Linked DNA regions of Homo sapiens: region 2 is linked to region 1. A link is an interaction called in ENCODE POLR2A ChIA-PET data of the cell type or tissue named here. Cell type or tissue: Panc1. All regions are shown on one strand. Links, peaks and the distances in the headings refer to the core of each region. The heading gives the core; the rest is flanking DNA.

What was found. ChIA-PET counts read pairs that join two places held together with the same protein. Peaks named below come from ENCODE experiments on the same cell type or tissue, not always from the same donor. Only the 100,000 strongest peaks of a DNase experiment are listed, where the experiment ranks them.
Region 2: POLR2A ChIA-PET joins it to region 1 with 9 read pairs; 5 of 35 experiments call an interaction of 5 or more read pairs at or near these places.

Annotation. Positions count from the first base shown.
Region 1 is chr6:158,914,188-158,921,594 of GRCh38, forward strand. It overlaps the pseudogene YKT6P1. Among named protein-coding and RNA genes, the nearest start is that of LINC02901, 48 kb to the left of the region's middle. In Panc1, for the core only: no CTCF peak of the experiment used is centred there; a DNase peak (open chromatin) is centred at 3,654.
Region 2 is chr6:158,756,304-158,763,710 of GRCh38, forward strand. SYTL3 (synaptotagmin like 3) reads left to right here. Exons shown (of 18, transcript NM_001242394.2): 14 at 908-1,078; 15 at 4,337-4,442; 16 at 5,773-5,875; 17 at 7,001-7,206. Among named protein-coding and RNA genes, the nearest start is that of MIR3918, 4.7 kb to the right of the region's middle. RefSeq lists an enhancer at 2,740-3,415 and a silencer at 6,554-6,848. In Panc1, for the core only: no CTCF peak of the experiment used is centred there; no DNase peak of the experiment used is centred there.

The DNA.
Region 1 (7,407 bases), core at 1,565-6,564:
TAGCAAGAATCCTGCTAAGTCAGTTTAGCCTCGATAGTGGGTCACCCTCCGTATCTGATCAAATCCTCGCCCCCACCATAGCCTTGGCCTGCCTTCAGCAAGAGCCCTCTTAGTTGAGTATAGCCAGAATCCCCATGGCCTGATGTTTCATCTGAATCATTTTCCATCTGCTGAGCCTCCTGCCCTGCTCCATGGCTAACAACTCCCACTTTCCCCTATCTCTCTGTCCTGCTGCAAAATCCCATTGCGGTGGTCCCTGTCACTATCATGATAGTCCTGAGTAAAGTCCGTCCTTTAACAAGGGTGAGGGCCAGTTGTGGTGGCTCACGCCTGTAATCCTAGCACTTTGGGAGGCTTAGGCGGGCGGATCACCTGATGTCAGGAGTTTGAAACCAGCCTGGCCAACATGGTGAAACCCTGTCTCTACTAAAAATACAAAAATTAGCTGAGTGTGGTGGTGCACGCCTGTAATCCCAGCTACTAAGGAGGTTGAGGCAGGAGAATTGCTTGAACCTGGGAGGTGGAGGTTGCAGTGAGCCGAGATTGCGCCACTGCACTCCAGCCTGGGCGACAGAGGGAGACTCTACATCAAAAAAACAAACAAACAAACAAAAAAACCCCAAAAAACCAAAAACAAAAACAACACAAAAACAAGGGTGAGAATAATCTTTTCCTTAACATGTGGGTGGACCACTGCTGCAGGCCATGTGAGATGGGAAAGCTGGGGGCCCATATCCAGCTTTCCCTGCTTTCCCATTGGGGGGCTCCATGTGGATGTAACAACAGGAGAAGCTACAGGCACGTCATGATTTCCCTTGTTCTTTGGGAAATCTGAAAGAATGAATCCTTTCCTAATCCCAGAAAGGCAGCCAACCTTTGAGACCTTGAGGGTAGACTGCAAAGTTCACATCTCACAGGGGTCAGGTAGGTTATGTAAATTTGTAAAGTGTTCCCGGTGCTACGAAAGGGAGGAGTGGAGACTGTGGCAAAGCAGAGAACACATGTCCCATGGAACGCTGTCGGTCGGCTCCAACCAGTTACGGCTTCTGGGACTGTGGGCCTGGTCTTGCCAGTGCACCTGAAGACAGGAAGCTGGGTTTTTACATGAAAATTCGATTTTGTAAAGTGTTGGCAAGTAGTAAAAATAGAGTATGGTCAAAACAACTCAGAATTTTGCCTTCAGGCATCTGGTTTGTAATATCTGGGCTAGAGTCTCATTATCCCTCTTGTTGAGGGAGGGAAGTTATTAGGACCGCCAGTGGGAAGGAAGGAGGCTGCTCACTGGCAGGAAGAGGGAAGTGGTGCAACCTGGAGTCAAGGTGGATGGCTTAGGTTTAGGCCTTTGGGGGATTTCCTTGGGGCGGGGGGTGGGACGGTGCACTGTGTGCCTGCAGTGTCTTCAGTGGGCACCTGAGTTGCCCCTGGAGAGCTGCCAGCCCCACCTGAAAGCCTGGACTTCTTGGCTCAGATCTTCATGTGAGGCTCAGCCAGGAAGAAGGGGTGCCACCCACCTTTGTGAGGCCACATGAGTTATGCCAGCAACCCCAGATCCATAGGACCTTCCTCCAGTTGGACTTCTGTGGACTGCACAGGCCCAGGAGTTCCTACATGAGCCCAAGGGGTGTGGAGAGTGCAATCCCCAAAACATGGCTCAGACTGGATTATCTGCCAGGTCGGGGACTGAGGGCCAAGCCATGTTTAATTGATTTAGAAAATGAAGAGATGGAGGCCGGGCATGGTGTCTCACACCTGTAGTCACAGCACTTTGGGAGGCTGAGGTGGGTGGATCACGAGTCAGGAGTTCAAGATCAGCCTGGCCAACATGGTGAAACCCCATCTCTACTAAAATACAAAAATTAGCCAGGTGTGGTGGTGTGCGCCTGTAGTCCCAGCTACTCGAGTGGCTGAGGCGGGAGAATTGCTTGAACCCACGAGCCAGAGGTTGCAGTGAGCTGAGATTGAGCCACTGCACTCCAGCCTGGGTGACAGTCGCAAGACTCCATCTCCAAAAAAAAAAAAAAAAAAAAGAGATGCAAAAATATCCCAGGTATCTTCGTATGTCAGTATATGTGTGTGTGTTTAGTATCTCCTGATTGGGACCCAGTTTGAAAGCCTGAGAGTTCTGGAGATGTGGATGCCTGAGAATCATGGTTTTACTAGGCAAAGATTTTCTCCTCTTCTCAAAATAGCTGTAGCTATTAGACATCCTAAGTATTTAGGTTCCATATCACTTTCTCCAGTTGGGGCCGGTTTTAGGAAATTGTCCAGGTGCCTGGTTTCCTTGTACAAACACCTTGCTGACTTACCCACTAGTATCGAAGCCGCTGAGTTTTCATGACTCTGTCACTGACTTTAATACTTGCTTTTCCCTTGACTGAACTTCGGATGTTTAAATGGAATTTAGTGACGTTTTCACACCACATTTTTCATTATTTAGCACTTTGGAAACAGAGGTTGTTTTGTTATAAGCTTTTTATTCTTCTTAACCTCCTCTGAATACTTGAAACCTTTCACGACGGAAATGAGTTTACTGTGACCTGACTCGGTATTATACAATAAACGCATGATTCTCAAAACACGCTGTTTATATGGAGAATAAACGCGGTCCGGAACACAGTGTTCAGTGTCTGAAATGAAATGCAAGTCTCCTGTTTCCAAAGGCTGACAGGATGGTTGCTGAATGATATTCCAGCTGCTCAAATGAAGGGCCCTGGAAAGGTCTGTTGGAAGTGAATTCGAGGGCGTTGCCTCTTCGTGGTTGGGTTTGCTCTCTGCAGACCCAGGAAGGCCCTACTTTCCCTGAATTCTGAGCTTCAAAGCTTACATCTGTGTCCTTCTGCTTAACAACCTGTTTTAGCAACCAAGTATGCCAAGATGTTACTGTCACATTAAACTGTGTACCCCTGCACTCTCCTTTCCTTTCCTTTCCTTTCTCCCCTCCCTCCCTCCCTCCTTCCTTCCTTTTTTTTTTTTTTTCCAGTATCTCACTCTGTTGCCCAGGTTGGAGTGTAGTGGCATGATCTCAGCTCACTGCAACCTCCACTTCCCGGGTACAAATAATTCTCATGTCTCAGCCTCCTGAGTAACTGGGATAACAGGCATGTGCTACTATAGCCTGGCTAATTTTGGTGTTTTAGTAGAGATGGGGTTTCACCATGTTGGCCAGGCTGGTCTCGAACTCCTGGCCTCAAGTGATCTGCCTGCCTCGGCCTCCCAAAGTGCTGGGATTACAGGCATGAGCGACCGCACCCGGCCTGCGCTTCCTTTCTTGATCACACCACCACAGTCTTGACCTGCAGGTCAATCTATACCTTATTTGACATGAAATATTGTCAGCAAGTCTAATGGAATATTCCACCAGAGTGGGAAACCCATCTCCAAGATGCAGTGGTGAGCTATTAATTAAAGCTGGCTCGTGCCCTCAGAGCAACTTTCTTTGATGCTGCTTGTGACAGGTCAACCTTTGCATCCTATGCCCAGTGGAGCCTGCTCTGCCTGGTGTTATCATTTGTCCTTTAGGGACGGCGTGGCCTTTTTCTTCATGTCTGTGTTAGATGTCATCCAAGTGAATTGCTTCTTTCTCTTTCCTGTTTATTTGTTATAGGGTGTCACCTCTTAGCCATCTGAGCACTGGGCTGGCTGCCAAAAACAGAGGTGATGATGTAACGTGCCAACTCTCACATGGCTCAGAGGAGGAGGACCCCAGGACTCCAGGATGGGACAGGGCAGCCACTTCTCACCAAGGTGACACTGGGGCTTCTGAGCCAGCCTCTGAGTGGGGAATGGGGGGAAGGGCAACATGATGGAGGGGTCAGTGACACACCCCCGTCCCCATGAAGAAAGGATTTCTACTTTGAAATTCGTCTACTAGAAACTAATTCCTTCTGCTCAGTTTTCTTCCTCAGGAAGGGGTGTGTGTGTGTGTGTGTGTGTGTGTGTGTGTGTGTGTGTGTATTTTGACAGTTCTTTCTTTTTCTTTCTTTCTTTGAGACGGAGTTTCGCTCTTGTTGCCTAGGCTGGAGTGCAATGGCACGATCTTGGCTCACTGCAACCTCCGCCTCCCAGGTTCAAGCGATTCTCCTGCCTCGGCCTCCCGAGTAGCTGGGATTACAGGCATGCGGCTACCACACCCAACTAATTTTGTATTTTTAGTACAGACAGGGTTTCTCCATGTTGGTCAGGCTGGTCTTGAACTCCTGAGCTCAGGTGATCCACCCGCCTTGGCCTCGAAAGTGTTGGGATTACAGGCGTGAGCCACCGCACCCGGCCAACAGTTCTTTCTTCAAAAGTGTTACATATTCATTGTAGAAAAATTTAAAAACTCACAGAGGCAATAAGTCATTAAGATCAATCAAGAACTATATACATATAATCACTATTCAAACCTGAGGGGTGTGTGTATCTGTGTGCGTATGTTTGTGCATTTGCACACGTATGTGTAGAGACAGAATTTCATTTCTTTTTCTTTCTTTTTTTTTTTTTGAGATGAAGTCTTGCTGTCGCCCAGGTTGGAGTGCAGTGGCACGATCTCGGTTCACTGCAACCTCCCTCTGCCTTCTGGGTTCAACCAATTCTGCTGCCTCAGCCTCCGGAGTAGCTGGGACGACAGGCGCCCACCACCACGCCCTGCTGATTTTCATATTTTTTGTAGAGATGCGGTTTCACCATATTGGCCAGGCTGGTCTCGAACTCCTGACCTCAGGTGATCTACCCATTTTGGCCTCCCAAAGTGCTGGGATTACAGGCATGAGCCACCGCACCAGTATAAAAACTGGTATCATGTAATACACACATTTTCACTACTTTAAAAAAATTTGTCATGTGGTGAAGACTTTTTCTTTCCAATAAATATCAATCTATATCATTATTACATGGGTCTGTCAAAATTGGTTTAAATAAAGAAATAATTTAGTTTCCAGATTTATGCTTGGGTGAAGGTGTTTGAAGTTAATTTGTTTTTTCCTCTTTTTGAGACAGTCTCGCTCTGTCATCCAGGCTGGAGTGCACTGGTGCTATCGTGGCTCACTGCAGCCATGACCTCCTTGGTTCAAGTGATCCTCCCATCTCAGCCTCCTGAGTAGCTGGAATTGCGGGCATGTGCCACCACTCCTGGTTAATTTTTTTTTTTTTTTTTTTTTGATATTTTTTATAGAGACAGGGTTTCACCATGTTGCCAGGCTGGTCTTGAATTCTTGGGCTCAAGTGATCCTCCTGCCTCAGCCTCCCAAAGTGCTGGGATTACAGGCGTGAGACAACACTCCCGGCCCCGGGAAAAACTTTTTACTTCATGAAGATGAAATATTGGACCCAAATTTCTGTCTTCAGTGAGGATTTCTTTGGAGAATCCTTGGCCATATTTAGCTTTAATTCAGGCGGTGCTGGACTCACGACTCAGTGTGTGCATTGGAGTTCTCTCTGCAGTGCTGGCTTTCTGAGGAAAGGGTATGACCGCAAACATTTTTTCAGGATATCAGAACTGCCTTCCTACCGACCCTTTGGGGCTAGCAAGAAGTGAAGCCATTTGGATGACTATTCAGGGCGCTAAACAGCCTGTCTGCTTCATATTGCTAAAAGAATCCAACACTCATCTTTTCTCACCTAGGAGCTGCATACAATTTCAGCAACTGCAAGGGATCCAGACCAGCTCTAATAATCACCACTTCTATATACCTAGTGGTTAGAATAGGCTCTTTTCCAAGTGCTTTATGCCTATTAATTTATTTACTCCTCATGAAAGCCCTGAGAGGAAGGTGCTGTCACTAAAGCCCACACCACTGCGGGAACACAGGCATCCAGAGGCCAGGCAACTGTGAAACTGCCTTTGCAAAATTAAGACTAAGACAGTGAGAGAGATCTAACTTAACCGACTCCATCTTGCTTCTCACCTCCAAGCTGTCCTTGTTCATTCCTGGGCATAGACTGAACTAACTTTGGGAAATACTTAGTTTATAGTTTATAGTTTAAAACAAAGACGATAACAGCCCTTTCCCAAAGCTGACCTCCTTCTTGCCTGGGGACTAGATTGCCTTTGTAGGACTAACATCAGCCACAAGGTTAGAAATTATAGTTTAGGAGTCGTGCAGCTGGAGGCTACAAGATTCTGACCCTCCCTAAACTGCTCCTAAGATCAGTGCTTGAGATATTTGCAGACCCTGCACTTGATGGATCAGCTGGCACCACCCCATCAATAAACTGGCTCACCTGATCCTGTGGCCCCCACCCAGGAACTGACTCAGCACGAGACAGCTTTGACTCCCTGTGATTTCACCCCTGACCAATCAGCACCCCGGCTCACTGGCTTTCTCCTGCCCATCGAATTGTCCTTAGAAACTCTGCTCCCAGCATGCTCGGGGAGACTGATTTGAGTAATAATAAAACTCCAGTCTCCTACACAGTCGGATTTGCATGAATTACTCTTTGTCTATTGCAGTTCCCCTGTCTTGGTGAATTGGCTCAATCTAGGCAGCAGGCAAGGTGAACCCCTTGGGTGGTCACAACTGGCCCATAAGTGCGAGGCTCATGAGCAGCGAAGCAGGCCAGCCCCCCAGGCAGCTGGCTCTGACCACTAACGCTTTCCCATTTCCCGTAGAACTGGTGTGCAGCCATTAGTTCACACAAGTCACATGAAAGCCCTGTGTTTCCAAACGTGCAGCCGCTCCGCACCACAACAAATATCGTGTTGGTCGGAAAACAATAGCTCTCCCCTCAGACACACAGTGAACCTTCTCATTCTGAATATGTCCATTTCTTCAATAACTACAAGAGGTATCTGCTATGTGCCAGGTGCTGTTCTAGAAACACATTGATATTCTTTTTTTTTTTTTTTTTCTTCAGAAGCCAGTTGGAGTTTATGGTTTCATTTGCCCAAAAATACGCCTTTGGGGACCTCAAATTCTTTCCAAGAATCACTACCACACATATTAATTTGAACATTTCCCACCCTTCCACCATCCCTGTTTCTCCTGAGAGCTTCAAAATAAAAATGGCCTGTGTGCCCCCACTCCAGGTCCTCGTGCAGGGCTCTCTCTTCTTCTCTGGGGACTGCAGTTCTGACGCAGATGATGGTGCTGTTCCAGTGCTGGGCCATTGCACAACACGAGTTTTGTTTCCGGGAATTTTTTTTTTTTTTTGAGAGGGAGTCTTGCTCTGTCGCCCAGGCTGGAGTGCAGTGATGCAATCTCGGCTTACTGCAACCTCCGCCTCCCAGGTTCAAGCAATTCTCCTGCCTCAGCCTCCCGCGTAGCTGGGACTACAGGTGCAGGCTGCCATGCCTGGCTAACTTTTTGTATTTTAGTAGAGACAGGGTTTCACCATGTTGCCCAGGCTGGGCGCGAACTCCTGACCTCAGGTGATCCGCCCGCCTTGGCCTCCAAAGTGCTACAGGCATGAGCCACCGTGCCCAGCCTC
Region 2 (7,407 bases), core at 780-5,779, 160 kb before region 1:
AAGCCAGCACAGGCCCTGCATGCCTGAGCACAGGCACCGTCCCTCCAGGGCAAACACGTGGTGTTGCGGGGAATGGAGGAGGGGGGAGTTCATGCTTTGCTTTAAAAAATAAATAAATAAATGCAGGCTGGTGCAGTGGCTCACGCCTGTAATCCCAGCAATTTGGGAGGCCGAGGCAGGTGGGTCATTTGAGGTCAGGAGTTCGAGACCAACCTGGCCAACGTGGTGAAACCCTGTCTCTACTAAAAATACAAAAAAACAAGCCGGGCGTGGTGTTGGGCGTCTATAGTCCCAGCTACTCAGGAGGCTAAGGCAGGAGAATCGCTTGAACCCAGGAGGCAGAGGTTGCAGTGAGCCAAGATCGTGCCACTGCACTCCAGCCTGGTGACAGAGCGAGATCCTGTCTCAAAAAAAAATTTTTTTTTTTTTTTTTTTTTTTTTTTTTAGTATTTTTGGGCCTGTTATCATTATTTTTGGCCAAGCCTGGCTGGGTGCAGTGTTTAGATGCAAGTTCAAATCCTGTGCGAGCATAGACTTTGGCTTGATTTCTAGTAGGCGTGAGCTGGACAAGGACTTTCATCCTTGTCTTGTTCTAGGAATTGGGGGTGGGAGGCTACCAGGGCTACCCTTGCCTGTCCCCAGGCAGAGCACTGGGCACCTGGGGAGTAGGGGGAGGGGTTCTTGAGCAGAGAGAGGACCCCCCCGCCCCACCCTGGCTGTAAGCACCTTGACCCACCCTAACCACATCAGGTCCCTGGCTGCATCCGCATCTTGGACTCAGCCTGTGGGAGGGAGGCCTGCGCCAGGCCCCGGGAAGTGGGGCCCTGGAAGGTGGGGTCCAGAGATGGGGATCCTAGGAGTGCGGGCCCCGGGAGCCCAGCTGACCATCTCTTCCTTGCCTCTGCAGTATCAGGTGGCCCCTGCCCAGCTGGTGACCCGGCAGCTGCAGGTCTCGGTGTGGCATCTGGGCACGCTGGCCCGGAGAGTGTTTCTTGGAGAAGTGATCATTCCTCTGGCCACGTGGGACTTTGAAGACAGCACAACACAGTCCTTCCGCTGGCATCCGCTCCGGGCCAAGGTGATGTCTGGTTTTGGACTGAGTGCCCTCCATCCCCACTGTGATAGATAAATAACTTTTCAGAGAGATCCCAGAAGAGAAAACGTACCTGGCAAGACTTGGACCCAAGACTGTGTGTTCGCCGGCCTGGCGCTGTGACTTTGAAATAGTTACTTTCTTGTGGGTGGGGTGGGCGGAGGGTTTGTTTTAACTGGCTCAGCTCTGTTCAGGTACCCGAACAGCCCCCGCCTCAGCATCATACACAGACCAGACTGGATCAGGTCCTGTGGCTTCCCCTGGCGGAGGCCTCCCTTTGCTGGTGGCTGACCTGCTGGAAGCTGGCCATGCCTTTCCCTGGGGGCACCGCCCGCAGCTATGCGGTCCCCCAGGGGGCTACAGTGTGTTGTTTCTAACCTTTCAACCCCAGGCACTCTCAATAATAGGTGACAATAACTAACAGTAATAGGTGACAAATGGCTGGACCCGATGCTGTGAGGAAGGCAGAGGCCGCCCTGGCTAGGATGTGGGGCTCCAGCTCCTGGTTTGGAATTGCACGGCGGGAGATAGATAGCACGTGGGCTGGGGGTGGGTCAGAGGAGCTGATGGACTCCATTTAGGATCCGTGTCCCCCAGGCTATGCAGGTAGGAGGAGAGGCCTGGGAGAGAGGTTAGCATTTCTCGGAGACGCTGCTTTGTACTTTGCTGTGTCCAGATCCCGGACTGGGAGAGAGTTCATGTGAGACCACGAGGGATGAAAAACGTGGGCTTCTGCCATCTCTTTAAAAACCCCAGTGGGGAGCCTGGACACGGTGGCTCTTGACTGTAATCCCAGCACTTTGGGAGGCCGAGGCGGGCAGATCACAAGGTCAGGAGATTGAGACCATCCTGGCTAACACAGTGAAACCCCGTCTCTCTAAAAATACAAAAATTAGCTGGGTGTGGTGGTGCACGCCTGTAGTCCCAGCTGCTCTGGAGGCTGAGGCAGAAGAATCACTTGAACCTGGGAGGCAGAGGTTGCAATGAGTCGAGATTGCACCACTGCACTTCAGCCTGGCAACAGAGCGAGACTCTGTCTCAAAAAAAAAAAAAAAACCCAGCGGGATGGACTACTCCCCTCAGCCAAGGGCCCACGGCAGGCCCAGCCTTCTGCTCCGACCTGGACATAAGGCACAAGGGCCATCTGGCTTCTTTTCCTCTCCGGAGCCAGCGCAGCTGGGATTCGCATTATCTCTGCCTGGAAGCTTCTCAGGTTTCAGCTGAGGCCTCCTGGTGAGCCACCTGCCCCCTCCCTGCTCCTCCAGGCAATGCCCACTCTCCCACTGCCTGTGCTGACTCCCCCAAGCTAGAGTCCGGGCTTAGACCTCCCCTTCCCAGTGCCTACCTGGAATGCATCCCCTATCCAAGGTCAGCCCAAGACGACCCAAAACCCACCTCCTCCAGGAAGCCATTCCTGATTACCCCTACCAGAAGTGGCCTCCCTTCCAGGACCCGGAGCTCAGGACGCCTGCCATCTCGGCCTGATCTTTAGCCTCAGTGTCCCTTTGCTCCTGCCCCAGCCACGTTGCGGGTGGGTGAAGCATCTGGCTTCCATGCCTTCCGTGCCTTCCTCTCACCCCCGCTCTGTCATCTCTCAGAACAGCATTGGCTCCTCCGGGACGCCCTGAGTTTCCAGCCTGAACTCCTTCTGTCCGAGGCTGAATCCCCCGTGCACCCTGCCTCTCCCACACCTCTGTCATCAGCTCGAAGACAAGGCCTGGAACAAGCACAGGGCTTGGCATAGGACAGGCGGCCACCAGGCCTCATCAGACTGAGCCTGCTCTGGCAAGTGGGTGAGGAGCAGGTGGCACAGAGCTGCAGGTGGCACAGAGCTGCAGGTGGCACAGAGCTGCAAGGCATCCCTCCTAAAGCCAGTAGGGTGGGGAGTCCGCCCACAGACCCGCCCCTGGGCTCTGTTCCGCCTCGGTTTCTGGCCGCTGAGGCTGGAGGCAGCCATACCTCATTTGGCACCCGAGGGCCAGGAAGACGGGCTGGCCCACGCGGGCTCCCAGGAGTCCTGAGGCCTCTGAGGGTAACTGAGAGGGCTGCTTCTCAGTGCTGGCAGGAGCCATGGTGGACCGGATGTGTCAAGACCAAACTTGTCCAACCTGCAGCCCGGGACGGCTCTGTTTTTTGGTTGTTGTTGTTTATTTTGAGACGGAGTTTTGCTCTGTCGTCCAGGCTGGAGTGAAGTGGCGTGATCTTGGCTCACTGCAACCTCTGTCCCCTGGGTTCAAGTGATTCTCTGCCTCAGCCTCCCTAGTAGCTGGGATTATAGGCGCCCGTCACCACACCTGGCTAATTTTTTTGTATTTTTGGTAGACATGGGGTTTCACCATGTTGGCCAGGCTGGTCTCGAACTCCTGACCTCAGGTGATCCCACCTTGGCCTCCCAAAGTGCTGGGATTACAGGCATGAGTCACCATGCTTGGCCTCAGGATGGCATTGAATGCAACCCAACACAAATTCATAAACTTTCTTAAAACATGAGTTTTTTTGTGATTTTTTTTTTAAGCTCATCAGCTGTTGTTAGTGTATTTTATGTGTGGCCCAAGACAATTCTTCCAGTGTGGCCCAGGGAAGCCAAAAGACTGGACACACCCTGCTCTAGACTCTTCCCAATACTCTCCTCCCACCCCACTGGGAGAAGGATGGTGTGGATTTCAGGCTCATCTCTTTCCCGGCCCTCTCTTCACTCACTTTCTGGTAAAACCACTCATGACAGAAGTGCCTCGGTGGGCAGGGAGGTGTCCTCAGACTCACCACACCCTGAGGGGCCACCCCCTGTGGCTCTGGACAGAGACTACACCCCATGCTGTCCCCAGTGTCTGTGCCAGTCCTTGGCATGGAAGGGCAGCGTGAATCTCTACTGACCTGGGTGGGGTGGATGGGGTGGAGGCTTGAGTTCATTTCTGTTTTTCAAACTCAGGCTGTGTCTGGGTTTTCGTAGAAATGTCTTAGGGAGTGTGCAGTGCCCTTGAGTCCCTTCACTTCCTCAGGCTCATCTGGCTCTGGTTCGCTGGGGTGGCCAAGCTGTTCCTCCCCATGCTGGGGTTGGGGAGGGTGGGAGTGAAACCATAGATGGAAGGAAGACCAGTCCTGCCACGGACACACCTGCTCCACCCAGGGCCTTGCAGGGGCCAGGGGGAAGCATCTGTGGACGAAGCTGAGACAACCAGAGGAACCCAGAAGGTTCTTGGGACTTGGGGAATCCTGTCCCTAAGCTCTGCCTCTTGTCCCCAGGCGGAGAAATACGAAGACAGCGTTCCTCAGAGTAATGGAGAGCTCACAGTCCGGGCTAAGCTGGTTCTCCCTTCACGGCCCAGAAAACTCCAAGAGGCTCAAGAAGGTCAGTGGCCTCCAGCTCCCTGGACATTGTCTGTGTCATTGTCTGCAGAGCCTGGTGCTGCAGGCAGACTGAGGTGGGGTGAAAGTTTTCTAGCATTTCCTTTCTACGTCCCCGTGCCCAGCTCCAGCAGCTCTTCTTTCTGAGCCATGCAGCGAGCCCGGGAGAGGTTCTCTGGAGCCCGTAGTGGGGGAAACGGGTGACCAGAAGCAGACAAGGCCTCTGATGCCCTCTCTACGCTCCTCTAAGGACACTGCCCTAGGCCTTCCTCCCAGGGGCAGATTGGATGGTCTCTGGGGAAACCGTGGCCCCTCCTGAAGAGCAGAGGCTCCATGACAATGTGGAGCCAAGAGCACTGGTACCTGCAGGGCTCAGACGAGATAAATCCCCGCCCCCAGGCATGTGGGTAGCTGCTGCCCAGCAAAAGAAGTAGGTCAGGAGGGAGGGTCCTCAGGGACCCTATGGAGATTTTACTCCTTCAATAACGTGGGGCGTGTGGAAAGCAGGAGGGTGGAGGAGGAGGAGGGCGGGGAAGGAGGACTGGGAGAATGCACATTTCTTTTTTTTTTTTTTTTTTTGAGACAGAGTTTTGCTCTGTCACCCAGGCTGGAGTGCAGTGGCCCGATCTTGGCTCACTGCAAGCTTCGCCTCCCTGATTCATGCCATTCTCCTGCCTCAGCCTCCCGAGTACCTGGGACTACAGGCACCTGCCACCATGCCCGGCTAATTTTTTGTTTTTTTTCTTTAAGTAGAGACAGGGTTTCACCATGTTAGCCAGGATGGTCTCGATCTCCTGACCTCATGATCCGCCCACCTTGGCCTCCCAAAGTGCTGGGATTACAGGCGTGAGCCACCACGCCCGGCCCAGAATGCACATTTCTGTTGTGTATTTTGCTGACTCCCTATTTGGCTAGAAGAGGAAATTCTGCTACCCAAGTTCACGGGGTCACCAGCAGACCAGCAGCAAGTGCCCCATGGCCATCCCAACCTCCTAGACAGGGTCTCGGGGCTCTCACTTTCCCCCAAACTTCTGGCTACAACTAGACTCAAACTTCGGCATCTTCCCTCTCCTTGCGTTCCTCTTTACTCTTTTCTAGGATCTTAGTAATCCCTCCATCCTGTCCTCCACCTGACCACAGAGCGGCACGGTGTGGGCAGCGCCACAGCCTGTGGGCAGGGCCAGCAGAGCCCACTGCACCACTCCCATCTGCTCTCTCGGGGTCTGAGGGCTGTAGCAGATTCTCTAGCTGAGCTCTCGGTTTTGGGGTGGTGGTACTGCATACTAACGTATCAGGAGACATGGTTTGACAGTGAATACTGGCTTTCCTTCCAGGGACAGATCAGCCATCACTTCATGGTCAACTTTGTTTGGTAGTGCTAGGAGCCAAGAATTTACCTGTGCGGCCAGATGGCACCTTGAACTCATTTGTTAAGGGGTAGGTATTCGATGTAATCAAATATTTATTGGTGATCTAGTATACATCACAACATGGCCCAGAACCTGCAGCGAACACTAAAAAACGTAAGCCACTTAAAACGTCTTATTTTAGCTTTCCTATGAAAATCTAACAACACATATTAAAGACCCTGATTTCCAAAAATTCACGGGATGTGTACATGCTGGAGTACTCGAAACCCTAATCTTCTCAGTTCTGTGATATCAGGAAGCCAGTTTTGAAATCAAGCATGAAAATGTGGTGTGGTCAGTAAATATTTCCTAAGCTTAACATCTCCTCTTGGACCAACAGTAAAACGCATGACTGTCCACATTTCATTCTCATTCAGTATAGGTGCATTGGCCCCTCTAAAAGTAAGGCAAATACCATTATTACATTGAATTGCAAACTCCCCGTCAGTGACATAGGGAAAAATGACGGTCAAGATAGAACTCAGGCTGGACGCAGTGGCTCGTGCCTGTAATCCCAGCACTTTGGGAGGCTGAGGCAGGTGGATCACCTGAGGTCAGGAGTTCAAAACTAGCCTGGCCAACATGATGAAACCCCATCTCTACTAAAAATACAAAAATTAGCTGGGTGTGGTGGCGGGCACCTATAATCCTAGCTGCTCTGGAGGCTGAGATAGGAGTCTTCCTTGAACTTGGGGGGAGGAGGTTGCAGTGAGCTGAGATGGTGCCACTTCACTCCAGCCTGGGCGACAGAACAAAACTCCGTCTCAAAAAAAGGAGAACTGAGCTTATGTTCTAATCTTGTTGCTTATCTGCATGGCCTTGGACAAGCTTGTCTGAGTTGATTTTCCTGAGAACAGGGTTAAAAGGAGATAACGTGTATCTGCAGTCATGGTGGGAGGCACCCCAAGGAGGAAAGATTAAGATGAGGGCCACGAGGCCTCAGCATGCAGCTCGCCCTTCATACCTGATGCAGAATTCGGCCCTAAGGGAAATGTGCCGAGTCCTGTGGTTCCCACCCTGCTTCACTGGGGAGGGTGTGGATGTTGTGGACTTGGCACTTTTCTTAGTGCTTCCCGTCTGCACTGACGCACAGGCCTCAGGAGAGAAGGCCGTGTGGATGGCAATGATTGCAGGGTTTGTGTTCCCTCTTCAGCTGTCTCACTCTGCCAGACCAACAAAAACTGAGACTGAAGTCGCCAGTCCTGAGGAAGCAGGCTTGCCCCCAGTGGAAACACTCATTTGTCTTCAGTGGCGTAACCCCAGCTCAGCTGAGGCAGTCAAGCTTGGAGTTAACTGTCTGGGATCAGGCCCTCTTTGGAATGAACGACCGCTTGCTTGGAGGAACCAGACTTGGTTCAAGTAAGTCTGAGACATTGAGCCCAAACGTTTATACTTTGTGATTATCCTAATGGGTACCGTGCAAAGAAAATGCTTCCACCAGGGCAGTGACTTAACTGGTTTTGAAATTGCCTAGCCTGCCTTAATTGGAAATGCCTAAGTCTAGTTTTTACTCTACAGCTGAGCCATAATACAGCCAAGTATTTTGACAATTTAAATCAG